Linked DNA regions of Homo sapiens: region 1 is linked to region 2. The links are chromatin loops, found by intact Hi-C in ENCODE. Cell type or tissue: gastrocnemius medialis. All regions are shown on one strand. Links, peaks and the distances in the headings refer to the core of each region. The heading gives the core; the rest is flanking DNA.

Evidence for each region. Peaks named below come from ENCODE experiments on the same cell type or tissue, not always from the same donor. Only the 100,000 strongest peaks of a DNase experiment are listed, where the experiment ranks them.
Region 1: it touches region 2 in a loop (1.8-fold over the local background); 2 of 110 quality-filtered maps call a loop at or near these places.

Annotation. Positions count from the first base shown.
Region 1 is chr17:57,275,615-57,290,720 of GRCh38, forward strand. All of the region lies in intron 5 of MSI2 (musashi RNA binding protein 2), which reads left to right. Among named protein-coding and RNA genes, the nearest start is that of MSI2, 27 kb to the left of the region's middle. RefSeq lists an enhancer at 9,224-9,493 and a silencer at 13,020-13,195. In gastrocnemius medialis, for the core only: a CTCF peak has its summit at 6,808 (motif pointing left); a DNase peak (open chromatin) is centred at 6,823; H3K27ac peaks cover 6,927 bases.
Region 2 is chr17:57,564,690-57,579,795 of GRCh38, forward strand. The region is part of intron 7 of MSI2 (musashi RNA binding protein 2); the gene reads left to right. It overlaps LOC107984993 (a long non-coding RNA gene), which reads left to right. Exons shown (of 2, transcript XR_001752947.3): 2 at 1,234-10,139. Among named protein-coding and RNA genes, the nearest start is that of MSI2-AS1, 36 kb to the right of the region's middle. RefSeq lists enhancers at 14,266-14,766, 14,767-15,106. In gastrocnemius medialis, for the core only: no CTCF peak of the experiment used is centred there; DNase peaks (open chromatin) are centred at 8,134 and 9,442; H3K27ac peaks cover 4,911 bases.

The DNA of each region.
Region 1 (15,106 bases), core at 3,210-11,209, 290 kb before region 2:
CACTTCATGTCCACTGGGTGGAATTTACCAGGTATTGCTGGGAACGGGGAACAAGATCATGATTATAAGTGGATCCTGGACAGGGGATGGAGTGCGTGTGAATGTTAGTGTGTAGAGGACGGAAAGGGAAGGAGAGAAGGGGTGGCCAGGAGGAGGGAAATAGCAGTAGATTACATTGACTAATTATAGGGAAAAAGCCATATTTGCTGCTCCATTAAGTGATCACTAGGCTATGAAGCAGTTTATTGTAATTAATGCAGAAACAGCAAGTAAGTGTTTGAGTTTGGAGTGGAGGGTCTTCAGGACCCCCTCCCTCCTTCAGTTCTCTGTGCTCACTGTCTCCCTCCCCTCCCTCAAATTCATTATCCTTGGAGAGAAAGAGTCTTGGGGGAGCATCTCTTTGGGAAGGGCTGTTTAGCACAGTCTTGGACCAGTTTTCTACTGGTTTATTTTGACAAAGAAGGAAGATCTTTTACCTGACCTCCTTCAGAAGATTCTGTAGGGGTTTTTATGTTTTCTAAGGCTGAAGGAGGAGGGACAAACCCATGTCATCATTGCTATTCTTGCCACAATCATTTTAATTTCAGCACATGAAAGTGGCAGGTTACACATCCAAGTCCATCGAGTTATGGGCCGTGTGGAGTTGTGATTGCTTTCCTTGATGATTTCTTGTTCAAATCAGCAGTGCTCTTAATTTTCCAGATGAAGTAAAAAGAAAATTGGAGACTCCCCTCCCGCCTGGCGTCTCTTCATCCAAGGTTTTCTGAGCATGACTCTGATTTGGAGGGTTAATATTAATTAGGAGCCAGTTTAGACCTCAGTTGCTTGATGAGGTAGCTTCAACTGTTGTCACGAATGTGGCTCCTTTTTGCTTGTGCCTGCTTTTGGTGAAAGTTTCTGGGTTTAAAAGCCAAAGGAAGAAATATGCAGAGAAAGATAGAGGAGGGGACAATTACTAAAGAAGTGCAAAGCATTCTCTTAGAACTTGAGGGAGGAACAAGACCAGAGTGCCTGGGTGGGTGTGGGTTCTGAGCTACTGTGTTTCCCGGCGTGCTGCCGCTGCTGTTTGCCTCAGTTTCCTTTTTTGTAAGTAAAGGTCATCTCTCTAGCTTCCTAAAAGGGCCATGACTCATTTCCTTGGTTTCCAAATTGGGTGACGCTAGAATTTCTCTGAGGCAAGTCCCTGGTGAGTGCCAGGTAACGGAGGCGCCTCATTTTTGTGCCGAGGCTCAAGGTTTCCTGGCTCCCAAGTTTTCCCAGGGCTGACTCGGTCTCCTGGGGAACGGTGGCAGAAAGGATGAGACCAGAGACAGTGAGTGAGCCCCACTGCATAGTCAGGGGAAAGGAGACCTGGAGAGGAAGGGACCTGTTCTCCTTGGGTTGTATCATGTTAGGGACCTTTCTTCTACGGACTGGGGGTTTGGGTTGGTTTTCTTTTCTTTTTTTTTTTTTTTTTTTTGAGACAAAATTCTGCTGTCTCGCCCAGGCTGGAGTGCAGTAGCAGGATCTGGGCTCACTGCAGCCTCCGCCTCCTGGGTTCAAGTGATTCTCTTGCCTCAGTCTCCCAAGTAGCTGGGTTTACAGGTACCCGCCACCACACCCAGCTAATTTTTTTGTATTTTTAATAGAGGCGGAGTTACGCCACGTTGGCCAGGCTGGTCTCGAACTCCTGACCTCAAGTGATCTGCCTGCCTCAGCCTCCCAAAGTGCTGGGATTATAGGCATGAGCCACCGCACCCGGGCTGGTTTTCTTTTTGACAGGGTGGTTTGGGTCGTGAGGGAGTATGGCAGACCATGGGTGTGAAAGTTCCAGTCCTAGCAGGAGAGACTTGACTTCTGTCTCTTGGTCTCTTAGCCCAATGCTGATGTGCTGAACATGACCTCAGGCACTTTGCCTTGCAGCTCCATGTTTCGATTTCCCCATCTGTAGACGGGAAGAATGAAGGCATGTGGTGGGAAGCAGTGCTGATTAGGGCTTAAGAGAAGAGGCTTAGGAGGCAGACAGTCTTAGGGTTTCTTTCTGGCATAATAGTTTCCTAGCTGCTTGACCTTGGGGAGTTCACTTAACTTTGTTAGTCCTCAATTTCCTGATATGTAAAATGGGATAATACCATATGAGCATCTACCTGACAGGATTGTTGTAATGTTTACAGGAGACAGTGTTCGTAAAGTACACCGCCTGGGAGGTGGCTAGCACATTATTCCTGGGGGCTACTTTTACTATTAACAGCTCCATAGTGATTTGACCAAAGGTTTCTGAGAGTTGAGCCAAGATGCGGACTAGATGGGACCACATTGAGAAAACATTTGAGGCTGGATGCAGTGGCTCACGCCTACACTCTAGGAGGTAGAGGTGGGAGGACTGATTGAGGCCAGGAGTTGGAGACCAGCCTGGGCAACACAGTGAGAACCCTCTCTACAAAAAATACAAAAATTAGCCAAGTGAGGTGGTATATGCCTGTAGTCCCAGCTACTCAGGAGGTTGAAGTGGGAGGATCTCTCGAGCCAAGGAGGTTGAGGCTGCAGTGAGCTATGATCACACCACTGTACTCCAGCCTGGGCAACAGAGCAAGACCCTGTCTCTCAAAAAGAGAGAAAAAGAAAGAAAACATTTGAGCTCCATAGATTGACATTCTGATTTGAACAGTTTCCCATAGAGGGAGAATTGCGGCGAAAGAGGCAAGGCCTGCCCACAATGCATGGTCTGGGACTTAGCTGATGAAGTGCTCTGCACCACCCAGCTTCGAGGAGATGGGGACTGGGGTTTCCCCTTGCTTGACATCTTAACTACTTCACTGCAGGAAAGGGGAGGAGGGACAAGAGGAGGACCAATCCCCAAGGGACACGGAGACCCACATTAGGTTTTGGAACCCACGCCTGGTACTATCTGAATTTAAAAGCCTTGCTTGACTCAGGCGGGGCTGATCAAAGGCCATTTGCTGTTTTAGAGTGTTCCTATGTGTGCTTGGCAGACAGAGTTGTCTTTTTATTGCTTCCATTCCCACTAAGACCTCCATCCCCCCACTGCCCCCCCAACCCCTTGGTGAGCTTGGTGAGATGTGTTTTTTTTTCTTTTTTTAATTTTAAGTTCCAGGATACATGTGCAGGATGTGCAGGTTTGTTACAAGGTAAATATGTGCCATGGTGGTTTGCTGCACCTATCAACCCATCACCTAGGTATTAAGCCCTGCATGCATTAGCTGTTTATCATGATGCTGTCCCTCCTGATGAGATGGTTTTAAGTTGGCACCAGCACCTGTTTCTCATGCCTTGCGTATGCAGCAGGAACTGTGAACTAGGGACAGGTTCATGCCCTTTGGCCACTGCAGACGTGGAGCTGTGGACGCCAGTACTTGTGTGGAGAGTCGGTGTCTGTTGGCTGTATCTCAGCTTTCTTTTCAGGGCAGACCTGATACAGGTGTTCTAGGTGGGAAAAGCCTTAGCACTTGTTGTGAACTATTATATTGTTACTCTCTGGAAGGGAAGGTGGAAAGGGGAATCTATGCCAGTGAGCACAACACAGGCCGCATATGGACACACATGAGGTCGCTCGGCATGCTCTTAGGCCCAGAGGAGACAGAATCAGATACTAGCCTATCCTCTGGCTGCTCCCAGGCTAGCAGGGAGGTAGGTGTCTAAACCAGGATGTGAGCTAGAGGGGACTATAGCCGTGCACAGGAGGGGCACAGAGGACGGAGCAAGCAGGGCAGGCTTCACGGAGGAGGGCTTGTGAGCTGAATCTTGAGAGAGAGGAGATCCTCCAAGTTGAGGGAACTGTGGGAGCAGTTAGACAGCTTGGATTTTGGGGGGTGTAGCACATTGCTCCTTATGGGCTGGGGTGTAATGTGCAGAGGAGGGCAGAGGGAAGATTGATTTGCTCATTATGCAACAAATGTCTGGAGCTCCAGTCCTGAACCAGGCCCAAAGCTGGGGAATAGCAACTCAGTCCCTGCCCTTGTGGAGTCTGTGGCTGGCAGGGGCATGTTCATTAAACAACTTATTGCATGATTCACTACTTTTCTTTTTCTTTCTTTTTTCTTTTTTTTGTGAGACAAGATCTTGCTCTGTCTCCCAGGCTGGAGTGCAGTGGCACAATCAAAGCTCACTGCAGCCTTGAATTCCTGGGCTCAAGCGGTTCTCCTGCGTCAGCCTCCCAAGTAGCTAGGACCGCAGGCACACATCACTGTGCCTGGCTAGTTTTTTAAATTTTTTGTAGAGGTGGGTATCTCACTTTGTTGCCCAGGCTGGTTGAACTCCCGTGAGCTCAAGTGATCCTCTTGCCTTGGCCTCCCAAAGTATTGGGACTACAGGCGTGAGCCACAGTGCCTGGCCTGATTCATGATTGAAGTACCATTACCATAAATGCTATACATCCATGCATTGGATGTTAAAGGGATCATAACAAAAAAAAAAAAACAGTGTCCTTTGGGTTTTGGGAAGGCTTCCTGGAGAAATAACGTTGAGGCTGAGCTTGATGTAGGGAGGGAAGTAGCAGGGTGCATTTCATGTGCTGAGGGAAGAGAGGGTGGCTGGAATGCAGAGAGTGAGGAGGACAGGGGGACAGGCGAGGTCACACTTGCGTTGGCGGGGATAAAAATTCTTATCTTAGGAGGGTTGGGGAAGCCATCCATTTAAAAGTTTAAGGGATGGGATGGGAAATGATCAGGTTTGCGTTTTGAAAATATCTCTCTGACAGTCTACACGAAAAGTGGCTTGTGGGTACCCCAGGGGGCTGTGGGGGAATCAGTGAGTAAGTTGTTGTGGTGATCCACTTGAGGAAGGATGGCTGCTTAGCTGAGTTCTTGGAGGTAGTGATGGAGACCAGTGGATGGATTTGAGATGCATCTGAGAATTGGAGCAGCAGCTTGGTGGTTTGGTTAGTTGAGGAGTAGCAAGTGTTAAAGGTGAGAGGCAAATTTGACTTCTCATTGATGTGAGCAGAGCCCCCAACCCCCACCTCCGTGAGATTGAGAGTGTTGGCCCATGCAGGGGACAGGCAGGGCAGGTGTGCCTGGCTCAGGGGGTTGAGTGTAACCCCTTGGCTGGCAATCGGCATACTCTTAGTGACGGACCCCTATTGGTAAACTTGTTTTTGAGCTTGCACTGTATACATATTTATTTATAAATGACATACATATACTTCTGTACTAAAATAGCATGCTCCTAATAAGGCAAATCATTAAAAATAAAATAGGATGAGAAAAAAAGCTAAGCACACATAAACATTTTAATCTTTTTCTTCTAAACCCTACTTCGGAGACCACTGCTTTTGGCCATGGGGAGCACTTAATGAGTTTTAGGGTGGGGGTGGCCAGGTCAGATGGGTGTTGGGGAAAGAGCACTCTGCAATCCAGGGGCTCTCCCGTGAGTTCTGCCCAGGCCAGGGGCCCAAGGAGGAGGTGCTCTTGCAGTCTTGTCGTGTGTGGCCTGGTGAGTCAGGGACATGAAATTGTGGCATAATTGCTATCCCCCGAGAAGTGATGTTGGCAATATCATACCAGGTGTGTGAGGGCTTATTGGTGTTTGATGTTTGCTAGTCTGTGTGTGCTCAACCTATGGGAATATGGCAAGGCCCACTCCCCTGTGGTCCAGCAGGTTCCTGTCTAGAGGGCTGAAGGCCATAGTTAGCCAGGGAGAGCCTGATCTTCTAAAGAGAGCATCACGTGAGGGATATAGTGTCAGTTCTCAGCACCTCTACTACCTGCAACGCCATCACCAGCCAATTCTGAGCTCATGTGGGCCACTCTTCCCCGTCTCTCTGGTGGATTGATAATCATACTTCCCTACTGAACTCCAAAGACTGAAAATGATGCAAAGTGAATTGTTTCTATCTTTGCAATCCAAACGTTCCTCTTCGTTTACTCTCCAGATCCCTTCCAGCAAATTGGTATTGCCACTCTCCCTCCATCCCTGGGTTCTCGGGGCTAATTCTGTTCCAGCTCGCTCTGTTTAGCTCTTTCTTCGAGCAGAACCCAAGCTAGGATCTTGCCTTCCAGAGAATGCTTTAAAAAGCCTTGTTTCCCAATATACTGCGTTTCAGTTTTCCACGAGTGCAGCCATGCTCGGGAGAGGCGTACGAGCTGCTTTTACATGTGAGAGGTGAACAAATCAAAGGTGAGCCCGTTCTGCCTCAGTGAGGCCTTTTGTGTAAAAAGGGCCTTCTGGAGTAAAGCAATCAGGTTGACTGACAACTGCCGAGGCTACCAGTGACAGTCCTGCTCCGTGGGATAACTTGGAGAAAAATCAGGGCCAAAAGCAGACAAAAGGATGTCCAGAAACTGGAGGTGGGGAAGCCTGAGTGAGATCAAACAACCTGAAAATGTGTCTTCCATCCATTTAGGGCTTTATGTGCAGCGAGGTTGGAGTGGCTGGCTGAGGATGTCAACATTTTAAATTTGTCACTGCTTTGACTTCCCTAGCTTTATCTCCCTTCAGATCAAAGCGGGGAGACTAGGAGTTGTCACTACTGGATTTGGTTTCAGACTATGTTGGTGTACCCTTGCTTTATGACCTTGGGGTTTCCTGTCTTTGCTTGGGGTGACGGGTTCATTTCAAACAAGTGAGATGTGTGTTGTGGTCTTTTATTCAGAGTGGGGAGCTCTTAGAAGCACCCACAGAGGCTTTGAAAGGACTGGGAAGCAGCTTGGAGGGCCAGTTGCGTATTTTCCAAGGATTCCTGAATATCAGGAATCCAGAAGTTTCTATTTGTTAGCCTTGCTGCTCCTCCAAGGAGCCATCCTGAAGGCAGTTTAGTCCTGCACTGGGAGACAAGGCACAGGCCTGAAGAATTCCTGCCCCCTGCTGTATAATAAATCTGATACTAAAATTAGTGCTGGCCTCCTGAGCCATATTTCTTGCTGAGATGATAAAGAAGTGTGTGTGTGGCAGGCTCATCTTTCAGGATTGGAGGATGTTGCTTTATGTCAGATAAGTGCCCAGGTCTCGAGATCATTTTTTTATGGCAGCCTCTCCCCCATTTCCCTGCTTCCTCTCCCTGTTCTGTTTTGTTAGGGGTAGGAGTAGGTAGGGGTGGATAGGGGAGAAATATTTTAGCTTGTCTTCTGGTTTTGTGTAAGTCTCTGTCACCGTAGGTAGATGTTCCTTGAGAATCTTTCTGAAGGTTTTATAATTGAGTCTTTTACCTCCGTGACAAGATATTATTCACTTTCTCTAAAGCGTTTACTTTATGCTTGGGCTGGGGTTGGGGGGTGGGGGGCAGACTTTTTTTTTTTTTCAGGGAACTCTGTCTCTAGAAGAGACTTGCCGTCAGGGCAGTTGAATGGCCAGCTTACGACTTTAATAATTGAGGCGGCATCTGGGCCCCTTGCTGAACGGCAGTCCTTCTGGCAGGGCGATTTTGCTTTTAAAATAACCATGTTCACCTTTAACTGCAAACGGCTGTGACGAGAGTTGTATTTAATTTTAAATTGCCCATGTCCAGTAACCCTCTGTACCTCTTTAAATAATAAAATGTTTTTAATCTTCCTGCAGCTGTGTTCTCTGTGTGGGGGCTTGCCATTTTTGGAAGAGGAGGGGGCTTCTGTGCCTCCTCTCCACTCCCTTTCTTTTCCCTTTCAAACTCACCGGGACTTCTAGAAAATGCCATTTCACTAAGGGCGGAATCTGGCCCGTAAAGTCTCTGGAGTGAGTGCTGGGAAGTTTATAAGCAGAGGCCGCACAGGGTCAGTCAGTAATGTCAGCCCCTGGGGCTGAAGTGCTTCCTTTGTGGGCAGAACCCCAGAAGTCCCTTTGTATCGCTGACCCATTAAAGACTTTTTCTCCCCATTCCCCGCCTCCAACTTCAGGGGGGCTTGATTTGTCTGTTATAATCGGAAACAGATTTTGGGCTCCTGATCCATTATAGATGTGTTTGAGATGGATGCCAAACCTGAAGCCACTTAAAGAGCATGTGAAAATGTGTTTAGATATAAAGGAAAGAAAGGAAGAGAGAGGATGAGGAAAGAAACAGCCTCTTCCAAATCCCCCAACTAGAAACAATACTGAAATGATAACACACAACAAAAAACAAACAAACAAAAAAACTCGATTTAGGCCCTAGGAAAGCATGGGAGGAGAAAATTAGGCTCCAGAGTCAGCCAAGTTGGTGCTTAGTCTGGGATGAACAGCCCAGTGAAGGAGGTTAAAGGAGGCAGAAGACCACACGCGCACGCGCACTCCCGGAAGCGTGGTTCAGGTGGGGCCTGCCGGGTCCAGGGGAATGTGTGTCCCAGGCTTGGAGCAGAGGGTGGCAGGTGCGTGGGGACGCATGGGAAGCACTCACGTTGTGCCCAGCAGGTCCATGTTTCTATCCCGGAGACCCTTGGGTTAGGAAATATTGATTGCTCTGTATTTGTAAACAATCTTTAAGGGGATCTAGTGCCAACACAAATAGTCAACTTCAGGCGAATCAAGTGGCCTCCTCTCAACAGGGAAGCCCATTGCTCTGATTTTCTGGATCGACACAGCCCCAGATTTATTTTCCTTTTTAATTCTCAAAAGGGGCCCGCTGAGTTGAGCATTGCCCAAGTATTGGTTTCTTTTCATCCCTGTTGAATTTTTTCCCTTCTTTAATGAAAGAGTTGGATTGGCTGTGCTGGGCCCTCCACCCGGTCATGGTAGTCCTGGTGACGCCTGGCTGCAGGGTTTCGAAGGTGGCCCTCATTTCAGCTGTCCTTGAGGCTCACTCCTGTGTTCCCCCTGCCCCTGCCATCCACCCCGCACCCGCCACCCCGAAACGTTTGTAGTACAGCTGCTGGCCTAGAACTCGAACTGATGTGTCTCTCACTCCAAACAAAAAATAAATCTGTGTGCTTTATGTATGTGTTTTAGAGGTGTGCCTGTGTGTTTTTTCTCTTGACAAGCTCATTCCCTACAGCTGTGCAGTCACAGCCCACTTTGAAATCTGCAGCATATATATATTTTTAAGTGAATAAGTACGAAGAGATGGGAAGATGTGGTTTGACTGTAATCCCACGTAAAACACTCTGACCCCAATTTTTAAAAAAGTATTTCATTAAAATGTTGTAGGAGACTATTACTGAGAAGAAGAAAGTTTCTAAGTTGATGGGACTCTTGTGTCTCCTAGTGTAGAGTTGATTTTGTTTTTTGGGGTCACCATGGAGATGAGAAGCATGGGGCTTCATGGCGTCATCTGCCCCCATTGGGGGAGGGCTTGTTGGCACAGGTCACCTCTGGATCAACCTCAGCCTCATCTGCTGGGGATGGGAGAAGCTCAAGTTGGCCAGGGGTTTACCCTATGCCCTCCTCAACCAGAATTAAAATGACCTTTTTTTTTTTTTTGCCTTCGAAGACAACATTGGTAACAATTTATTGAAACTATGGAGCTTAGCAGTGATCAGTTTTTGGATTTTCTCTTTCTTCAACCCCTCCCCTTTCTGGAAGACTTGTAGGAGGATAGGGGAGGTTTTTCTGTGCATAGATTGGCGTCGGTTTCTTAGAAGTTTCTTCTTTTCACCTTAAAAAAAATTGTTTGCATCCTTCCCCTTAGATAAGGAACCGTCAACATCCTTGTTAGAGCCCAGTGCGGAGGGGACCCTGAGGCACATACTGTTTTCAAGGTTAGATAGCAACAAACTTTCAGAGTAGCCGGAGTTTCAGGGGAGGGAGGGTTCTTTGGGTTCAAGGTTACCCATTTTTCCCCTGCTAGGAAGAAAGCCTTTTTGTTTTCTTTTGCCGACTTCTTCCAATAGCTTAGAGCAAATAGATTAGCAACCCAGCAGAAACCAAACCAAGGAACAAATAAAGGGGAAGTTTGCAGAGGGCCCTTGGCTGGGGGCTGGCTGCTGCTGAGGAGGCCAACTTGCGGTTTTCCATTTTCACGGTGAACCGCATTGTCTCAGCGTTCGCTGGTATTCACAAAATCAGAAAGAAAGGAAGGTGGTGGTGGGAGGGCGCACTTTTCAGGAGAGGCTGGGGTGTGGGGAAAGTATGCCCAGCTGCATGTTATTAGCAGCCTTCAAATAAAGTTTGTGGAAGGTTCCGGCCCCCACAGTCATGCCTGGGAAGCTTCTGTGTTCTTAGTAGGTGTTTTGAATTCTGTGGGATGGAACTGAATGTTTAAAAACAGTTACAGGAACGTCTCCCCAAGTAGGTATTCCTGAGAATTTCTGTGTACATGGAACTCTATTTTCTTAGCAAGCATCATTATATTTTTAGAAATGTTTTCTTTTCTCCTTGCCCGTCAGTTAGCCAAGCCTCCTACCACTCACTTTCTGTTGTGTAGTTCTGATTTTCCGAACAGGTGTTTAGATGATGAGGGGTTATATTAAGAAAGTACTAAAGAATACGTCTTATCACGTGAATCAGTATCTTTTTATTCAACATGGATGGAGTGGGAGTGGAGACCAATCTGTTTTATATTCCTGCAATCTGATGAGGGTAAGAAAAAGTTCATGCTGTTCATATTAGCTAGCCAGCCTCTTTCTGTCTTTCCCTCCCTTCCTTCTTTCTTCTTTATTTTTTCTTTCTTTCTTTTGTCTAATACCTAATTCCTTATCTCATTTTTGGGATTTTGAGAGAATAATTTTCATGTGGGGCGACAGAACTAGTGGTTGTAGTTTCACTTGTTTTTTTGACATTAAGGAAACAACAAATAGTCTTTTTTTTTTTTTCCTCAGACTGAGCACACATTTTAAGTGTTTTAGGGGGAAGCTCTGAAGGCAGTTTGTGGTGATTTTTAAAAAAATGTTTTTAAAGCTTTAGTCTCTCCTGGAAGCTTTGTGTGTCCCTGCATTTTCCTCGACGGTCGCTAATAAGAACTGCTGGTCTAAATCAGTGTCTCTGAGAGTCATTGATTCACTAATTGCTCATCATCGAGTCCTGGCTTCCCCCTCCTGCTGAGAGCACTTTTGTTTTCTGCTATTCTGCAAGGACTTGGACAGATTTCTGGAGTGTTTAAGAGGTAACCAATAAAAGAGTTTGGCGTGCCCCTGTTGGTAATTGTGCTTCTCGGAGGTGACCACGTCATTGGTATCCGGGCTCCATAAACAAGGGGCTGCCTTACCAGTGACCTTTCCCGCCTAAAACCGAAGGCCCCAAGGTCGCTTGTCTGATGGAGAATGTATTTCCCGGCTCACTGTGAGCCTCGACTTAATTTGTTCCTTTCCTAAGGCAAAATGACCTTCCAGTAAACCCACACCCCCTCCCCCGCTTATTATTATTTATTTATTTTTCTGGTGAACAAACAGAATTAGGAAAGGTGTGTTCTTCCAGGAGAGAGCGGGCAGTGTGGGAGGAGATGGCAGTCTGGCTCATTAAAATGCCGAGGTAGGTTTAAGCTGATTGCCAAGTGCGGGTCCTGCAGGTCAGAGTGTGATGCCCAGAAACAAAGCAAGGCCTAGGGAGAGGCTGGCCTGGAGGCAACTGGCTCGCGCCGCAGAGAGTTTTGAAGCCACATTTCTTCATTGGAAATTTAAAAAGAAAGAAAAAAAGCAGCCCCTTTTGCTCCATATTTATCATCTCTATAGTACCCTACAAATAAGTGGTCTCAAAAAGTTGTTTTTTTTTTTTTTTAATTTGCTGAACCTTTATAATAGGACCCTTTCTGAGGGCCCCGTGAGCCCAAGAATGCCTCCTTGCAATGTGAGTGTGGGAAATTAGTGCAGGCCCAAGGAAAGGAAGTGTGAAACTGCTTCCCTCAGTGAACACCCAGCCTGGCGAGGCTGTCCTGTGTGTCTTGGAAGCCCTGCTGGGCCTGAGTTTGGGTGCCATATAATTTGCTGGCCTAGCACCCCTTCCATGGGTCCCTCTCGGCCAGCCTCAAGGAAGGGGTCCTGTGGGGGACAGAATAGTGTGTGTGAGGGGCTGTCTGCGGGTGGAGGACTGCCGGGGCTTACCATCCTAACTTGTTGCTCAGTCGCGGAGTCTTGCATGTTGACTCTCCTGGGCTTGGTTGGCCGCTGCTGCTTTCCTGTGGTTGTTGGTTTGTGTTAGGTGTTTGGTCCTCTGGTTTGCTTTGGGTACTGGGACTTTAGCCCAGGGAAGAGGCCTGTGGTGCTTCTCTGCCTTTCGGCTCCTACGTGGGGCATTGGAAAGCCCTTTCCCTGCCTGGTTGAAACCTTCGCAAACTGCACACCTGGCCGGCCTGGCAGTCAAATGGATTCCATGGCAGCCCCTGCCTAGAGCGGAGCAGGATGTCTGTTTCGGCCGGTTATGAATGAAATCAGAGTCCTGTGCTGGCAATGCCATTGTGCGTAAGGAGTGCAAGGAATGCACTGGGCCATCTTCCCAGAGAGACCCTATAGACGAAACAGATGTGGTCAGATGAGCCCCTGGAGACAGCAGTAGTGGGGAGTGTGGGAGAGCAGGCCAGGGCGGCACCAGGAGGAGCAGGAGGAGCTCCAGGAGGATTCTGAGCCTCCTCCTCCTCCTTTATTCCTCCATCCCTCTGTCTGGGGTGGGATGTTTGGGAGAAGAGAGGCAATGTGGTATGGTAGATAGGCCTGTTCTTTGGAGACAGTTCTGGGATTGAATCCTGGCTATGTGACCTGGCCAAGTGACATAACCTCTCTGAGCCTGATGTGTGTCATCTGTAAAATGGGGATAATAAGACTTGTGTGGCAGCTCTGGGAACAGACAGAACTTTCTGTAGAGCACGTAGCACAATTCCTGGCATCTGTTAGGTGCTTAGTCAGTGTTGATTATGCAGCCAGCCTGGACCCAGCTGTTGTCGCTGGGACAGGGAGGAGGTCGTGCAGTTACCGAACCCTACACCATTGATTTTACTGCTTTGGACCGAGAGGCCCGAGTGTGCTGTTTAGCCTTCCAGGCCCTGAAAGGTTAGTTGTACCCTTCTGACTTTCTCTACAGAATCTTCCCCCTAACCTTCCTGGTGTTTGCTAAACTGAGAGTTAGCCTCACAGAGTCCCAGCTTCTCCTGGGTCATCATCCTTTTCTCTGGCCTCTGCCTGAGAGCAGCGTGCACCGGAGACTGAGGGAGGTTGGCTGTAATCAGCACAGACCCTTGGCTCTCAGCTGAGGGTGGATCCCAGTGTCTAGATGATAGATGGTGCAGTTTGGTTTCTAATTCCTGCTTGATTTAGAGAGGTGCTGGGAGTGAGTGGTGTTACAGGGAACGGAGGCTGTGGGAAGGCTGGGAGTGTGAGCGTTTGATTACCTTCTGTGCTCTAGGCCAGGGGTCCACAACTTTGGCACTGTTGACATTTTGAGCCAGATTATTCTTTGTTGCAAGGGTGGAGGTTGGGGAAGTGGGGGTGCATTGGAGTGCATTGTATCTGTAGTAGGATGTTTAGCGGCATCCCCGGCCTCTACCCACTAGATGCCAGTAGCAATCCCTCCCTGGTTGTGACAGCTAGCAATTGCCACGTGTCTCCTGGGGGACACAGTCACCCTTAGATGAGAGTCATTGGTCTAGCACTATAGGTCACTTCTCTATAAGAAGGGGAAATATTTGTATGTTTTCTGAGGTTCTGTTCTGCATGGATTGGAACCTGGACAATGAAATATTCATGAAATTCAAGAGCAGGAAAGTGCCTGGAGAGATCACCTGGTCCAGGCCCCAGCCTCCCGCAGGTGGCTAGCCACATGCCCTGGGTTTGATTTCCACGGCTCCTGCTGGTCTTCCCTTTTGGTTAAGTGAAAGGGCAGGGAGAGGGGACGTTTCCACCCAGGCCAGCATCTCTATAGAGCTTTTTGGAGTGGGAACTTCTTTTAGCAGAATGACTCTGCACTCCTGGGCTCTTGGCAGTCCTGTGTTTGGGCCTCTAGGAGTTTGGTTGCAAGCTCCACGAGTTTGATTTGCTCTCTCATCCCTGGCACACACAAATTTGTCACTCAGAGGGACTGGCTTTTCTGCATGCACTGAATGGATTTTTATTTGAAATGAATTCATTAAAAAAAAAAAGTTTTGCTTGCCAGGACTCTGCCGTCCTCTCTTCCCTTTTATTTCTCTCTGTCGTCTGTAAGACGAGCCTGGAAGGAGCTGTCTGGTGGGATTGGTTGGCCAGGGATTTTTCTAGGCCCTGATTAAAGGTAAATTATCAGATGAAAGTTGGAGGTTGCTGCTGTGCTTGTAAAAAAGTCACTTGTGTGCCATAAAATCCATCACAGCTCCCTTGGTGAGAAGGAGGAGGCCGTGAAACACTCAGTGATGCTACTTCGGCTTCCAGTGATTTGGCTTCCCTCTGCTGCAGGAGTGCTGCCCGGCAGCCCGGTGCACCCTGCTCTTGTGAGAAGCTCGCTGAATCACGTTGGTGGGAAGCTCAGAGACAGAACTGTGTGTTGCCGGCAAGTTGCCATGAAGTAGTTTTAGATGTTGGACTTAGGAGAACCAGATGGCTTTATGGAGTAGAAGCGGAGCCCATGATGTCTTGGTGACTTTTGCCTCTCTTTTGCTTAGAACCAAAGAAGGTGGTTGTCCAGTTGGAGAGGGTGTGGGGAGTCTGGCCTTGGAGAGGCAGTATAGCCCATGGTTGACAGCATGGATGCAGGGACCAGACTGCCCAGCCAGTTATAGAGGTGGGACTGTGGGCTAGTTATTTAATCTCTCTGTGCTTCAGTTTTCTCATCTATAACATGGGGATGAGAGTAATAGTACCTACTCTGGGGTCATCTTGAGGAATTTGTGCAAGAAAAGGGCTGAGCCTATAGCCTGGCCAGGGGTAAGGAAGTCATCCTTAATTATATTATCATTGGTTACACTATTCTTTTTAATTTATTTTAGTTTTTCTTTTTAGAGACAGAGTCTCCCTCTGTTACCTAGGCTGGAGTGCAGTGGTGTGATCATAACTCACTGTACCCTCCAACTGTTGGACTCAAGCAGTCCTCCCACCTCAGCCTCCCAAGTATTGGCACTACAGGCACATGCCACCATGCCCATTTAATTTTTAAAAATTTTTTGTAGAGATGGGGTCTTGTTATGTTGCCCAGGTGGGGGTCTCTAACTCCTAGCCCCGAGTGATCCTCCTGCCTTGGCCTCTCCAAATGTTGGGATTACAAGTGTGAACTACTGTCCCTGGCCTGGTTATATTATTCTATAATAGATGGTTAGCCTGGCTCCTGAGGCTTTAGGAAAGTGCTTCTCAGACTTTACTATGCAGAAAAATCAGGTGAACCCATTCCTGGGCAT
Region 2 (15,106 bases), core at 4,594-12,593:
CCTGACCTTTGGAATTGGGAGTCTCATCAAGTATGTGGTTAATGCTAAATTGTATGGTATTTCCTTTGCTTGTTCATTCAATAAATGATGCGAGCACACAGTAGGTACTGAGTAATGCAGTTATGAACCCCTGCTGCACTCTTTTGTCTACTCACTGGCACTTACATACAGCCTTTTATCCATTGGACAGTACCTCTTGGCGCAATCGTGACGCCTTGGGTTGTTGGTTACCATTCTGTGCGTTTATCTGTTTCACCACCTTCATTAACAACAGCCGTTTATGGGGCACCTAACAGTGCTAGATGCTGTCCTGAGTACCTTACATATGTTGCCTTATTTAATCCTCACAGAGTTCCTCTTTGACAGATGAGGAAACTGAGACTCAGAGACATGGTTACTTGCTGAAGACACAGAATATGCATCAAAGGTGGTCTGACTTGAGAGCCAGGGTGCCTGGTATTCGGCTGTGCCACCCCATCTGCATCTAAGGATTTTTTTGTACAATCCACAGTGCCTGGCACTGTGCCTAGATAGCACTGATGCTTCCAGAGAAGGAAGAGATCATGCTGGATTTCCCATTTTTCTGTAGGATAAGCACAGCATCTGAATTCGGTTCCAGCCGGCCTTCCCAGCCTCACGCTGTACCATTCCCTGATCTTGAGTCACCTGATCCTGCCTGTAGTTTCTCAGTGCACTCAGTGCTCCCGGAGGCTTCCCTGACTTTGCACCTGCCCTTGTCTCCACCTGGAATGTCCGTCCCTGCCCCTTTGTGCCTGGAGGCCTCGTCTTCTGTCTAGAATAGGTGGATGCCACCTGCCTGAAAGCCTTCCTGCATTCTTGCAGACAGTCATCCTTCCTTTTGTCCTGCTCCATCACAGCCTTACCAGTTTTGTGTTGGGATTGCTTGCCTGTCCCTCTCCTGCTAAGGACAGGGCACTCTCTGAAGACAAAGACATGTTTTATTTTATACCCCCTCGACTAACACCCATGCCTGGCACATCAGCCAGGCTCAGCAGACAGTTACTGAGTGAATGCATTCATTGGAGCAGCTCTGTGGAGCAGTTGAAGCTGTATCCACCTAGGCTTTGAAAGCAGAGGAAGGGAAGGCATTTCAGGCAGATGCCCCCTTCTTGCTATTCTCCTCTTTCTCGGGCTCCCTGGGTTGGGTGAAAATTGGCTGTAGACATGAGACACCCCTGTTGCCTCCTAAGTAACATCTGTTTACTTTCCCAGGGAGAGTAGCGATTTACGAAGAGCAAATGGAAGCGAAAACCCCTTTTCTTCTTTGGGCCGGCTGTGTATTGCTGGGGCACTTGGGCAGACCCCCAAAGACATCCTTAAAGACAAGAGAAATCGGGGGCTGTGTGAAGATGTCACATCTGCAGATAGGGTTCGAGGTAGAGCGGCCTTTTGGGTTTTCTCCTCATTTGGAGAAATCGAGAAGTAGCACGGAAGACCTTCAGACCCAGAGCTTGTGTACGGCACAGTCCTTGAAGGATTTGCTCCCATTCTCAGGGAGCAAGACCCATCTTAAACGTGGAAACAAATACAGCAGAGTAATACATACTTGAGGCTTAATGTAAGTTAATTCCTCTTGGCACAGCCCCAGATATCTTGATTAAATGGTCTGCGAAGTGCTGAGATATCTTGATAATGTACGTTTTACATTTGATTATATAATCAATTATGTTTCTCCTAATAAAATTTAAAATGAGCTAAAAAAGCCATGAGAAGACAGTACCACATATCAAAAGAAGGTCTCCAGATGAATGGAAGGAAGCCCTGGCCCCCTGGGTCACATGTTGGTGTTCTCAGGCATTGGGGCCCGGTATTTCCTGCGTTTACCTGTGCAGAAGTCATCATAGCTTACTAGATTTGTGTTGGTAGAGGGCATGTGCAGAGTGAGGTATCATTTCAAGACACAGAATATAGCGCAGCATTGCTTTCTGGGATGAACGTGGTTTTATTCACTCAGTAACTGAGAGATTGAGGATTTGGCTCATCTCAGGAAGCTCAAGGCAGAGCTGAGAAAAGAACTCAACGAAGCTGGGCTTGCCCGAGAGACTGCCACCGATCTGGTTGGGGCCACCAGTCAATTTATGAAACAATGTAAGGAGGAGTGTTCAGAGGCGCACCAAGGGCCTCGTACAGCCAATTAGGAGAGTTGCTGGTGGCTTTCTCTGCCTGCCTGTGAAGCAGCAGTGCCCGCTGGGGAGGTGGCAGGATTTAATAGAAGGGGCATGTTCAAACCCATTCTTCCAGGGAGTGTAGGAGAAGGACCTGATGAGTCTTCCTATCCGTGCCCTGGAGGGTGATGTTTCTCCAAGGATGCTTCCATGTAGCAGGGAGCTTGGGAGGTTTGGGGGACAAATGCTCGTTCTTATTAATGGATGGAAGGGTCTATTCCAGACAATCCATTCTGTCCCGCAGACAGGCTGCTGCACCATTTTTGTTTCCGTTTAAAACATTGCTATCAACCAGTTGGAATATAGGCCCGGAGTATCGCAGGGAGTAATCTAATTAGTATGAAGTCAATTCAGTCGCTCCTTTTGTATCTCGTGATTAAATAAGTGGGGAAAATGGCTTGAAAATTAGGTGCTAGAACGACCCAATTACATTTCTGTAGCTTTTTGTATTCAATTTCATAAACAATTTTGCTCTTCGCTGGTTAATCAGTGAATGCCTTTTTCCAGTTTGAAAAGCACTTTTGAAATTATAATGCAATTAAATTGTGTGTGGATGTTCTGGCATAGCGAGTGTGAAAGCCAGGGGCTTGGCAGGCCGCCATGTTGTACCTTGACTGTAATGAGTCCCTGGGCTGGCAGCTTGCGAGTGTCATTCATAATATTGTCCATGCTGGGTTACTGTAAAGTGCAGCTGCCTTAACCGGCAGTTAACCGGCGACTGCCAGTCTCTCTCTGCAGTGGGCTGTGCGTGCCTCTTCCAACAGGGCTGTACCCCAAAGACGGCAGAGTGGCCAGGCTCCTCTCAGTACTTGCCCAGGCATTGGGAAGTCGGGGGTCTTCCTGGTGGATGGGGCCACTGCCTCAGAGATGATCTGATTACCTGTCCCCAGGGAAGGGTGGAATGTATTTATCCTTCTTCATCTCCTTGGCCTAGCAGGCTTCTCTGTCTACAGTTACAACAGATTATGGGAAGGGGAAGGGAGGAGACAGAAGTCTTAAGCACCTTGCTCTGCACCTAGCTTACAATAAATACCTTTACTGAATCCTTCCAATAACCTTTGCAAGAGTAGTATTACTGTCTCCATTTGATAGATGGAGATATTGAGGCACAGCGGGATTTGATGACATCCCATAAGTGGTGGCTCTGAGATTGGGACCTGAATTGATCTAACTCCAAGACCTATGTTCTTTCAGCATTTCTGCAACTGGGAAACAAACTGAAATAAAGGCTGGGGGAGCTGGGTGCAGGAGAGTGGCATGAAGTCACTGCTCTCCGAGAGGGGACGTGAGGACATGAACCTTCTTCCTTAGGCTGGGAGAATGCCTCTTGGTCCACACAAGGATGCCATATAGAAAATGAAAGATGCTTTAGTTTTTCACCAAATTATATTTAACCATATTTCCACTCCTTTGGACATTTCGATGTGAGTTGGGATGATCTATAAGGTGGGCACAAGACACAAGACAGTGACTCAAGGCTGGGATCATGAGAAGCCCCTAGGGAAAATACTGGCCATGGCATAATCCAGTGGCACAATCCTGTCTCAGTCCCCAGATCTTGCCCCAATCAAGAACAAAGACTCTCGTGCCTCTAGTGCCTTAGGATATGAGGCCTGTAGAAGGTGGTCGACCCCCAAAGGGCCTCACAGCAGGAGGTGGTGAGATCACTCTGATTCTAGAACTTTCTTGCTGATTAATGGCTCAAGTCCTAACAGTTAACACCTAGCCTCCACCTCTAATCCCCTTCTTCCCTATTGATTCTTTTTCCTGATAGAGGCCTTCACACTAAACCCGGTTTACTGCAAATGAGTGTTATTAAACTCCTAGAGGGTGCTTTTCAGCACATTCCTTCATGTTAAAATTGCCATAGACTTTCAACCAAAGGAGGGGAGTACCTGTGGCCTGGTTATCGTAATGCTTGCTGAGTGGAAATGACAAGCTTTACACCAAGGTGGGCCTCCAGGGGGCTGGAGCACTGTGGTGGTGTTTATTGGTGAGAGAGGAAAGGTTAGCAGGTAGAAGTGAACACACCTGGGCCTGGCTGGTACCGGGGAGAAGGAGGGACAGAGGGAGAAATGTCCTGACCTACCTTGGACTTGGGGAGATTGTTTCCTGTTGTAGCCTCTTTTAAAAATTTTTTTGACTGTGTCTGGGAGATCATGGGTCAGGTGCAACATCTCTTTTGCAGTAAAGCTTGGCAAGGCTAGGGTGGGGAGGTGAATGGGGTGGGACGGTGGATTAGAGAGAGGAGGGGAGATAGGGCCCCTGGGACTAAGCTTAGATTTAGCTGGGAAGCATGTTAGTAGCTGCCAGCATGTGCTTCTAATCATCTATTCGCCAGATGTTCCCGGAATGGGAAATAGAGGGGCCTTGCCTGATAGTTCCCTGATGGAAACTGGTAGCTTCAAATTGGAAATGGGCTCCAGTTTGCTGCCAGGTGTTTGCTCCTTCCTAGAACATCTGGAAGGAGGACAGTAGAAAAGGCATCTCTGCCCCAGCCTGGAGTTTTGCGGGCAGCTGTCTTGCTGATGGATCTCTGAAAGCTGGACATTGTGGTCATGAGGAGAGTCATGAGAATCTTCTGAAATGAGCCCTCCATTTGCAGGAGTTCACCTCAGAGTTTAAACTTCCAGGATTGAGCCTGAGGCTCCAAAACAGGGCACCTTGCAAGCCTGGGCTAATAAGGCACCTATTTCTGGAGAGATGCAGATTTTTCAAGATGTTAGAGGAAGAAGCAAGAGGAAGATGAAGAATCAGCTCCTGACCTAATTTCTGGTCCAAAGTGAAAAGATTGAAAAATACTTTTTAAGGTGGTGACTATCCTAAACCAGTGAGCCTTGTGGAAATTCCATGAGGATCTCACAGGGAAAACTGGACCCCGAATGAATTAACATGGAACCCACCTAACCACACAAGTCTTTGCTCTGGGTATGTGGAACCAAAATTATCTTCCTGGCTGAAATGACCAGTTTCTCAAGAATTTTAGGGTGCAGTGCAGGATCCTAAGATGGTGTAGCAGGAGGCCACTCCCTGGGCCTCTGAGTGCATCTGCCATCAGTGGGAAAGGGTGTGAAATCTGCCTTGGGAGTTACAGGGAGGTCCTCAGCGTAGACACGAGCCACGGCTGACACACACTCAGGAGAACACTTACAAAGCAAACTGAAAGGAAATTATGGGACGCTCATATGATGGATGATTACACATCCATTAAAATGGTGTTTACAGAGAGTTTTTAAATGACGTGGAAATGCCGATGACATAGTATTGCACAAAAAAGCTATAAAATTTATATACGCTGTGAATCATATTAGAATTAGAATCACCTGGGGAGCTCTTAGAGAAGACCAACTCCCAGGCCCCACCTCAGACCAAGTAAATCAGAGGCTCTGAGGGTGGCGCCTGGACATCCCTGTCTTTTAAAACCCCCCAGGTGATTATGATATGCAGGTTGGGTTGAGAGTGATTGCAGTAAAGCAGTATTCATGGAAGGAAAGAAATTCTCCACACTTTCACCAGTGGTTTTCTCTGGTAGAGGAGTTATGGGGTGGGTTGAAATCTGTGCCTTAATTATTTGTGAGTTATCCACGGTTTTGCAGGGAGCATAGGAGCTATGATGAGAACAGGGGTCTCTTCCAGCAGGTAAAAATGGACAGTGCTGGAGACCCAAGTCGAATCTCTTCTCTGCAACACTCTTCCCTGCCTGCCTTCTTGTCCCCAGTCCTTGGGATTCTGTTAATTTGGGGATTTATTTCATGCTCTTGGTGATGAGGCCATTATGCCTATTCAGATTGTTTATCAGAAAAGCCAACAACCAAAAACAACCTATTTGAGACAAAGTGGGAGGCCCAGCATGGCGCCCACTGCAATTGCTCATATGGGTGTGACCTGAGTTCACAGGGTCGCCAGAGTCTGGCAGCTTGGGATGCATGGTATGCAGAAGGCTGCTGGATCCTCTCTTATATGGGGGTTCCTGGCAGGCCGATCTGGCAGGCAGGTGTGTGAGTCCTGGCTGGGTTGGCTTTCCTCCCAGGACATCTGGGAGAAAGACCAGCATGGGAAGAAGGCAGTCAGGGCAGCAGTGACGGCCTCTGGGGCCCCTCCCCCTGCAGATTTGAGCAAAGCCTGAGCCACAGGTGGGCTCAGGGTAAAGACCAGGGTAGGAGTGTGCACTCAGCCATAATTGGCCGCCTTGTTGATGTATTGGGTCCAGTGAAGAGCCTCTGAGCAGAGGGATGCTGTGCCAAGTTTCATTTCTGGAGCTGTGGTGGCTCTAACTAGGAATCGAGCTTTTGCCCAGTCCTGACATCATTTGATCATTTAGCTCCGAGGAACCAGAGGCAGGAAGCATGCCACTAACCTTTTACTGCCTGTCACTGTTGAAGAGGAGGGGCAGGCCGCCCTGGGAAGGGGAGAATCAATCCACAACTTGCTTTTGTCGTTTGTTAAGTCTTCTCTCCCCGCATTTCAGGCTGAGGGGCCTGACCTTGCCACCTCAGAACCATGAGACAGGAGGATGCAGGAAGGGGAGATGCTCTGAGGGAATGTGGCAGCCCCCACCAGGCCCCGCTCCTCCCAGGAGATGGGTTTCTGGTGGACCTGGTAGTGTTTTACCTTGCCTTTACCTCACGTACCTCTGGATTCTGAATATTCTCCTCTGGTTCTTGTGCTCTCTGAATATTCTCCTCTTGGATTCGTGGTGTGGTCAACGACAAGGGTCACCTAGTCTATACTCCAGTTTCCTCTTGGGTTAAAATGGATAATCCTTTTTGAGATACTTCATCGAATGATAGTAAGGATAAAGTGAAATAACCTACAGGAATGGGTTTGGAAAGACAGTGGGAAAGTAATAGTAATGATAATAATGTCACTTTGAGAGCACATCCAGACACTCCTCTGTTCTTTTCCTCTCTGTTCCCAGCTGGGCAGGTGAGCAGCTTACACCAAATGGGAAAGCCAATACTTTCTACAGCCGACTGCGTGCCTCTGCCTTCCCCGCCCACATCAGGAGAGGGTCCCAAACCCTCCCTCTCTGCAAATGCCCACTTCCCTCATGTCCTCTCAATCCCACCTACACCCACCCTAGTTCTCCAGACCCCTAAGGAAGGGTACTTTATCATTAGGCCAACTAATTGTTCATCTGTGCTTCAGTGGGTGTGGTGGGGGAGCTAGAAAGCTGATCAGCCGTGCCAAAGAGTAAATCAATGGATCGTAGCCAAGTCAGGACAGGTGACCCTGACAGGTGTGTGCAGCAGAATCGGATCCTCAAGCCAGAGCCTGCTGGGAAGCATGAAGGATTTGGCATCACCAAGGAGGAATGTCGCAGGTTTGAATAAGGATTCAGAGGTTTAATCAGCAAAGCTATTTAGGTCCCAGTGAGTCTAACTGTGAGAATTATTTTGAGCTTCACCCTGTTCCAGAAATTTTGGGTTCGCTAAGCAAGATGGTATTTGGCAGCAGCAACCTGGAAAAGAGTGAGGACTTGCCATAGAAGCCTCTGGGATTAGAGGAATTTGCAGAGCCTCAGAGCCCAAGGCTGGCGCCCAGTAATTTTTGTGGGACATGGTCTCAGAACTCTAGCTTCTGACGATTTGCTTTTAAAAGTCCAATCTGTCTGCCTTTCTCCTTAAGGCAATCTGTCCTGAATTCAAGATATTCTGTGTCTGCTTGTCTTTGTCCATTTTGTCACCTTGAGACATGGCTGCAGCCTCAGGTACCTCCTGGCACATAAGCAGGTGCTAAACCAATATTGATTGAATCGAAGGAGGCTAGCACGTTGGAGGGAATGTGTTGCCTTCTGTGTAAAGAGCCCTCCTTTCCCCAGAGCTGGCATCTCTGCTATGGAGGCTGCCACCCACCAGCTCAGGGCAGAGAGCTGAGCTCGGCCGACCTCCATTCGTCAGCACGGCGCCACATTTGGGTAGCACCTGCTTCCCCGCCGTCCTGATTTAGAGGAGCCTGGATTCAGGTTTCTGTTGTAAACTCTATTTTTAACTAAACCGAGTGGAGATCAGGCTGAGATGGCTGTAACTTATGGGCATGAGGTGACCAATGCAAAGGTAACAGGATGCATTCTCACTGGAACTGCTGTGCAAGTGTGGACGTGCCCGACAACTCCGTCTGAGGATCCCACATGGGCACAGTGACCTGGGATGGAGCAGGAGTGCCCCCTCGTAGAGTCCAGATGCACATGTCCAATGGGAAGGCGAGGGCAGTCTCCTAGAATGCCTCTGTGGTGGGCGGTACGGTGTTCATGGGGACCACTTGTCAGTGTCTGCCCTTATTTGTCAGCATTGGTTACTAGTTATTGTAAAGATATTGCCTTACATTTATATTTCCCAAATGCATTGATCCCTATAATGACCTTGAAAAGCAATAATAGCGTTATAATAATATGTAATAATAGTATTAATGACCAGCAACTTCTGCTTATTGATCCCTTAGGATGTGTCGTGCTCTGTGCCAAGTGCCCTCCTACATTATCACTCATTAATAAACCAGGTGGGGAGGCTGTTACTGGGATTTCCATTTTTCAGATTCATTCATTCATTTGACAAATTTTTATTGAGAATAAGTTCTAGGCACAGGGAATTCAGCAGTGAACCACCCAGGCTGAAATCTCTGCCCTCAATGAGGAAGCTGAGCCTGTTGAGGTCACCTGAGTTGCTCAGGGTGATAGAGCCCATAGAGTGAGGCTGGGGATCAACCCCCATCACTCCAGACCTGCTGAGTTCCTGGGCCACCACATTTATCAGCAAGGATAACCGACCAGCCATTGGCCTCTATTATATGGCAGCTTATCCAGGGCTGTGTTAACACTAAGCCTTCCATTTATTTTGGTTGATCTTCCAGGGGCTGATGGAGGAGTGACAGGCTTTAGGGACAGACAGACCTGGGCTTACATCCCAGCTCAGCGACTCCCTGATGGAAGGAGGGCATGGACAGTGACTTGACTTTGCTGAGCATCTGATTCCTCATTTGTCTAACTGGGATAACATTACTTGCCTTGAGGGCGAGGGCAGGCTAGAAGGATTAGATATCATCATATGAAGGGGTTGAGTAGGACTTATAAGCCAAGTACGTGGTGGTGGTTGTGACGATAATGATGACAACCTAATAAGAAGGAAAAGCCAGGCGGGGAAAGGAATATGGCTCATCCTAGAGGAGAACAAGTCAGGAGGTAGCTCTACCCCTCCCTCCCTGGGCTAGGATTTGTCAGTCCCAGGTTGGGAAAGGAACTCCAGCCCCTGCACATCTGTGTCTCCCCAGCCCCACCCCTCATATCCTCCATCCTAGCCCCAGCAATGCCGCTGCTCCTCTGGGGAAAGCTAATGGCCAAGGCATTACTTAACTCCTGGCTTTTCTCCAGCCTTTGCTGAGGCCTCCACCACTGCCAGCTTCTCTCTCGTCACTATTTGGTTATGTTCCTTTACAAGCCAATGAAATAAAATAAGAAAGTCCATTATACCTCTGGTTGGCAGAAAACCAGGAGCTAAGAACCAGAGTGCAAAGGCCCTCATGAGTCTGTAGCACAGGCCATTGGATGGGGATGTCTTCCTTCAGAAGGATGGTGCATGGGCGGGGCAGGGCGGAGAAGCCAGCCCATGGGCCAGTCCACAGAGCCCAGGTCAAGGATGCAATTCTGGGTCCTGTGTCCCCATGGTTGAGCCTCTGGTGGCCACCCCCAGTCTCTCCTAGAAGGTTTCCAGCCTGGATGTGTCAGGCTGGCATGTGTGCCAGGCTGGATGTGTCATATGGGGCACAGCCTTTAGGCGCAGCAGTAGGTGACCCTTTGTAGGGCAAGGGTCTCTCTCTGAGTGTGGGTTCTGTCCTAGCTTTTGCCATCTATCTTCTACCAACTACTGTGGAGCTTCGGTTTCATCAGTCTTAAGAGATGAGCAGGACAGATGGCTCTGCCAGCCTTCAAAGACACAAATTCTGCATTCTCTCTCTCTCTTTTTTTTTTTTTTTTTTTTGAGACGGAGTCTCGCTCTGTCGCCCAGGCTGGAGTGCAGTGGCACGATCTCAGCTCACTGCAAGCTCCGCCTCCCGGGTTCACGCCATTCTGCTGCCTCAGCCTCCCAAGCAGCTGGGACTGCAGGTGCCCACCACCACGCCCGGCTAATTTTTTGTGTTTTTAGTAGAGATGGGGTTTCACTGTGTTAGCCAGGATGGTCTCAATCTCCTGACCTCGTGATCCGCCCACCTTGGCCTCCCAAAGTGCTGGAATTACAGGCGTGAGCCACTGTGCCCGGCCGCATTCTCTTTTTTAACTCCCTCCCCCCGCCACCCCCCGGCTGGAGCAGATCCCTGTTCTGGCTGGTCCCATCCCCTCCACAAGCAGCCCATGGACACTGAAGCTTATTCCTGGAGAGAAAGTGATTGGGAGATCCAGGGTTTTGCCTGGCTTATAGTTTCTGTGGCATCATTTGCCCTAGATGCTCAAACGTCCTATCTTGTCGGTGGAAGTGGCAAAACCACATTTGACACCGCTCTAGGTGGCGGCTCAATGGGAGTGGAGTGCTGCGCATCTCCTGTTTGACCTTTCAGTCGCTGCATGGCTCTTCCAAGCTGCCGCAGCCTGGAGAAATGTGAACTTTCACCAAAGCCTTTGCAAATGAGCTTTTCCAGACAAGGCAGATGGCTTTGTTTGGCCAGGCCTGAGGACCCCGGGATTGACTTCCTTTCTGCTCTTTCTTCTCACTGTCCTCTTACTCCCCTGCACCTCAGACCTTCAGCTAAGCAGATTCCACTCCCCCTGGCCCAGGCTCTGGGTAGAAATTGGAAAAGGAGCCGGGCGCGGTGGCTCAGGCCTGTAATCCCAGCACTTTGGGAGGCTGAGGCGGGTGGATCACGAGGTCAGGAGATCGAGACCATCCTGGCTAACACGGTGAAACCCCGCCTCTATTAAAAATACAAAAAATTAGCCGGGCCTGGTGGCAGGCGCCTGTAGTCCCAGCTACTCGGGAGGCTGAGGCAGGAGAATGGCGTGAATCCAGGAGGCGGAGCTTGCAGTGAGCCAAGATTGTGCCACTGCACTCCAGCCTGGGCGACAGAGCGAGACTCCGTCTCAAAAAAAAAAAAAAAAAAAAAAAAAAATTGGAAAAGGAGGCTCTGGTGGATTGAAGAAGCAGCCCTGGCGTATTTTTCTTACTTAAAACTTGGTCTGGGACTAACTGCCTCTGGTCAGAACTGATTTAGTTTTTAGGAATCATTTGTAAGACAGACACTGTGGGAAGGCCATCCTTTAAAGCCATTGATTCCTGTAATAATTATTTGCTGAACACTGGCTCTGTGCTGGGCACTTATCAGGGGCTGAGGATATGGTGGTGAACAAAACCAACAGCAGTCCTGGAGCTCAGGCTCAACAACTCTATTCCTTGCACACATTCTAGCCGTGGAGAATGTGGGTTGTGTGCTTCTCACAGCCTTGAAGGCAAGGGCTGGATCCTACTCTCCATTGTATCCTAAAGGCCCAGCTGAGATTCTTTCATATAGAAGGTATCCAATGAATGTTTGTTGTAGGAATAGATGTTTTCTGTATTTCCTAAGACTCTAAAATGAATGTTACTTTTATAATCAGAAGACCATAATCCATGTTGGCTGGGTGCAGTGGCCCACACTTGTAATCCCAGCACTTTGGGAGGCCGAGGCAGGTGGATCACCTGAGGTCAGGCGTTTGAGACCACCCTGGCCAATATGGTAAAACCCTGTCTCTACTAAAAATACAAACATTAGTGGCACGGTGGTGCATGCCTGTAATCCCAGCTACTTGGGAGTCTGAGGCACAAGAATCGCTTGAAACTTGGAGGTGGAGGTTACAGTGAGCTGAGATGCGCCACTGCCCTCCAGCCTGGGTGACAGAGCGAGAATCTGTCTTTAAAAAAAAAAAAAAAAAAATGACTATAATCGATGTCTAATTTTAAAGAAAAAAAAAAAGGAAGGTTGGGCAGGGCGAGATTTTGACATGGTTTATAGGAAGCCTGGGGTTTTTTTAGTTGACTGTTAAGTTTTCTTTGAGGCAACAGGTGATGGAGCTGCTAAGGACGCCACCACAAAGGGAAGTCCAGTCCGGTATTTGGTTGCACTGCTCAGACCCCATGTGGAATATTCCATTCCAGGCATTTATTTTAAGAGGGGCATTGACAAGATAGACCACATCAGAGGAGGTCGTCTGATGGGGACCAGGACAGTATTACGGGAAAAATTCCAGAGGAACCAAGGAGACTCGAATAAGGAGAAATGAGGTGGCTACGTTAGATCTTGAAGGACTACCCCTGGGAGGGGGGCCAGGCTGCTTCCCCAACCATGAGTGGCCGTTTGTGAAGTTACCAAGAGAAAGGCTGATCCTTGGGCTGAAGAATTTAGCAACACCTCAAGATGCCCAACTCAAACAAGCTGTGTTTATGAAGTACCGAGGGGTGATGCCCCTTTCCCCAGAAATATTCAGAGACTAGAATTGATGAGGCAGCAAGATGGGGCCAGGGACCACTTTGCAAACCACTGGTGGGTCCTGCATTATGAAAGTCCAGCCTGGTCCAAACCGTCCCATTTCCAGACCCATAGAGCCCAACTGGTAATATTTCAGGAGGATTCTGTATAAAATTATATCTTTAAGCCCTGGTCTCCAGTAGATATTGGTTTAATTACCAGTTATTTACTGCCATGCTCAGTAGATGATAGACAAGCAAGAGAAAAGGATAAAATGAAAAAAATTAAAAAGAAAATTCCAAACCCTTTGAGGTAGTAGGAAGAGCCCCCTACTTGCTGAAGATGATTAAGAAATAAAGAGAAAGCTTTTCTTGGAGTCATGATGTAAGCCCAAAGGGAAAGTAGGTTCTTATTTATGAAAAAAGGTTATAACTTAAGCTGTTCAGAAGCACAGCAATTACTTGGAGTAAGATGCCTCTTAATTCATTTGGCCTCCTTTGTAGGTGGCTGAGTAAGTGTTTCTGCGTCCTCGGACTCCAGCCCTTCTTTGGTCGCCACTTGCTTTTGTTCACGGCAGGTCACTGGGTACTCCAGAGGCATTGTTGATAATAACATCTCTTTCCTCCCCCACACCACCCGCAAGCAAAGCTTTGGAAAAACAGCCAAGTGTTCAGCAAAGTGAAGGCTTCGCTTTTCTTCCTCCCCGCTCCTCCCCTTGTTGAGAAATCCCATTATCCGGGAGAATGATTGTGAAACTCCAATCTGTCTGCCGCTGAGCTGTGGGCCGTTCTTCTTGCCTCCTCCGCCCCTGCCCTGGTCCCCTTGTCTATCTGCAGGGGGAAGACAAATATCTATATATTAAAGCTTTAAGAATCTATAAATCTGAGTTGATTCTCTGCTGGTGACAGCCCAAGCTCTTTCCCACCACGTTTGACATGATCTAATGGGTTTACAGTTGTTTGAGTGCTTCTCTGAAGCAAATGAAAGTGCTTAGTTAGGGGACGTATGAAATGGCATTGTTTGTTCTGGGCACTACAGCAAAGCTAGGGGATCATCTTTAAATTATCCACCCTTTCTCTTCAGCCACCCCGCAGAACAAGGGGCTCTGCCGCTGAAGGAGCTGCAAAGACAGTTCCTACTGGCCTTGCCTTTCTGCTTGAGAGGTGCCAGGACTGGGGGGGTAGGATGCATCCCCAGCTGTATTCATTTCGCCAGGAAGCTTGGGGCTAATTGGGAACAGAAGAATGCCCAGGGGATGAGGGGAAGGGGACGGGAGAAGGATGGTCTCACCAAGGTAGAGGAGTGACAAATACTTGCTTCTAGCAAAACAGGAGTAAAAACAAGAGAGACTCCTAATGAGAGCTTTGGGGCAGTTTGTGCTTTCCATTCTCAGGGGCCAGCAGTGTGGGTTGGTGTGATTAGTTGCCTTGCTACTTGGCGCAAAACCAATTCCTCTTTTCAATATCAAGTTTCATAAGCGTGGAACAGTAACAAATCATTATAAACCCTCTGGGACTGGTGGGTGTGTGATGATGCGGGGTTGTTTTTCTTTTTCCCCCTCCTCTTTGATAAGCCCATCTTTTCAGCCCAGGTACATTTTTCCCATTGTAAACAGAAAATGGCATGGGAGGGAGTGTGTCTCGGAAACTTGCTGTATTGTTAATCTGTTATTAGGCAAAAGTCTTAACACCAGGCTGGGTGCTCAGATGCCTCATTGTGAGCTGGGGATGGAATTATGCATCATGAATAAAAACCGCTGTCAACATGCATTGGTTTCAAAACATTAGAGCATATGGTATGTGATTATCTGTATTGTCAAGTGCAATAAAGTGAATTTGGATATAATAAAGGATGTAATATTTTAGAAATTTGGTAATAAACTAAGGAAAGGATGACAGCTGAGGTTCCTTAAGGCCCCAGACACAAATAAATTGAAGTTACTGGTCTCTGTGGCCAAGTGGCAGAATGGCCGTAACATGGCTATCTGTGCTCGGTGATTTTCAAGTTGGGGAAAGCTCTGCTGTCGCTCGGTTGCCTTCTCTGGAGGACGCAGGGATGATCTGGCCCCCATGCTGGGTGGTGGGAGAGGCGGTGGCTCCCGTTGGAGACCCAGGTCTTGCCTCCTTGCCTGGCCTCAAGGTGTGCCCTGTGGCCTGCTCTGAGTGGCAGACGCATCTGCCTCCAGTCAAGGGCCGCCTTGTGCCAGCCATCAGGACATCTGAGGACCCCTCTCCCCTAGACAGTCACCTCTCAGTTAATCTCCAGCCCTCTTTGTCCCCATTTGGTCAATGGGAAGATGTTGCTGTAAACGCAAGGACCCTGAGCAGCCGCCCCTTGGAGGCAGCCGTCTTCTGGAACCCACATCCTACAGGGCCAAATTATTAAGTCATGACAGCAAGTCAATATAAGTAATGAGAATGGTCCTCTAGAGAGGCGTGAGTGCTTCAGCATCTGATGGGGGCTAGGAACTGTGCCAGGCTTCGGTGTACTCT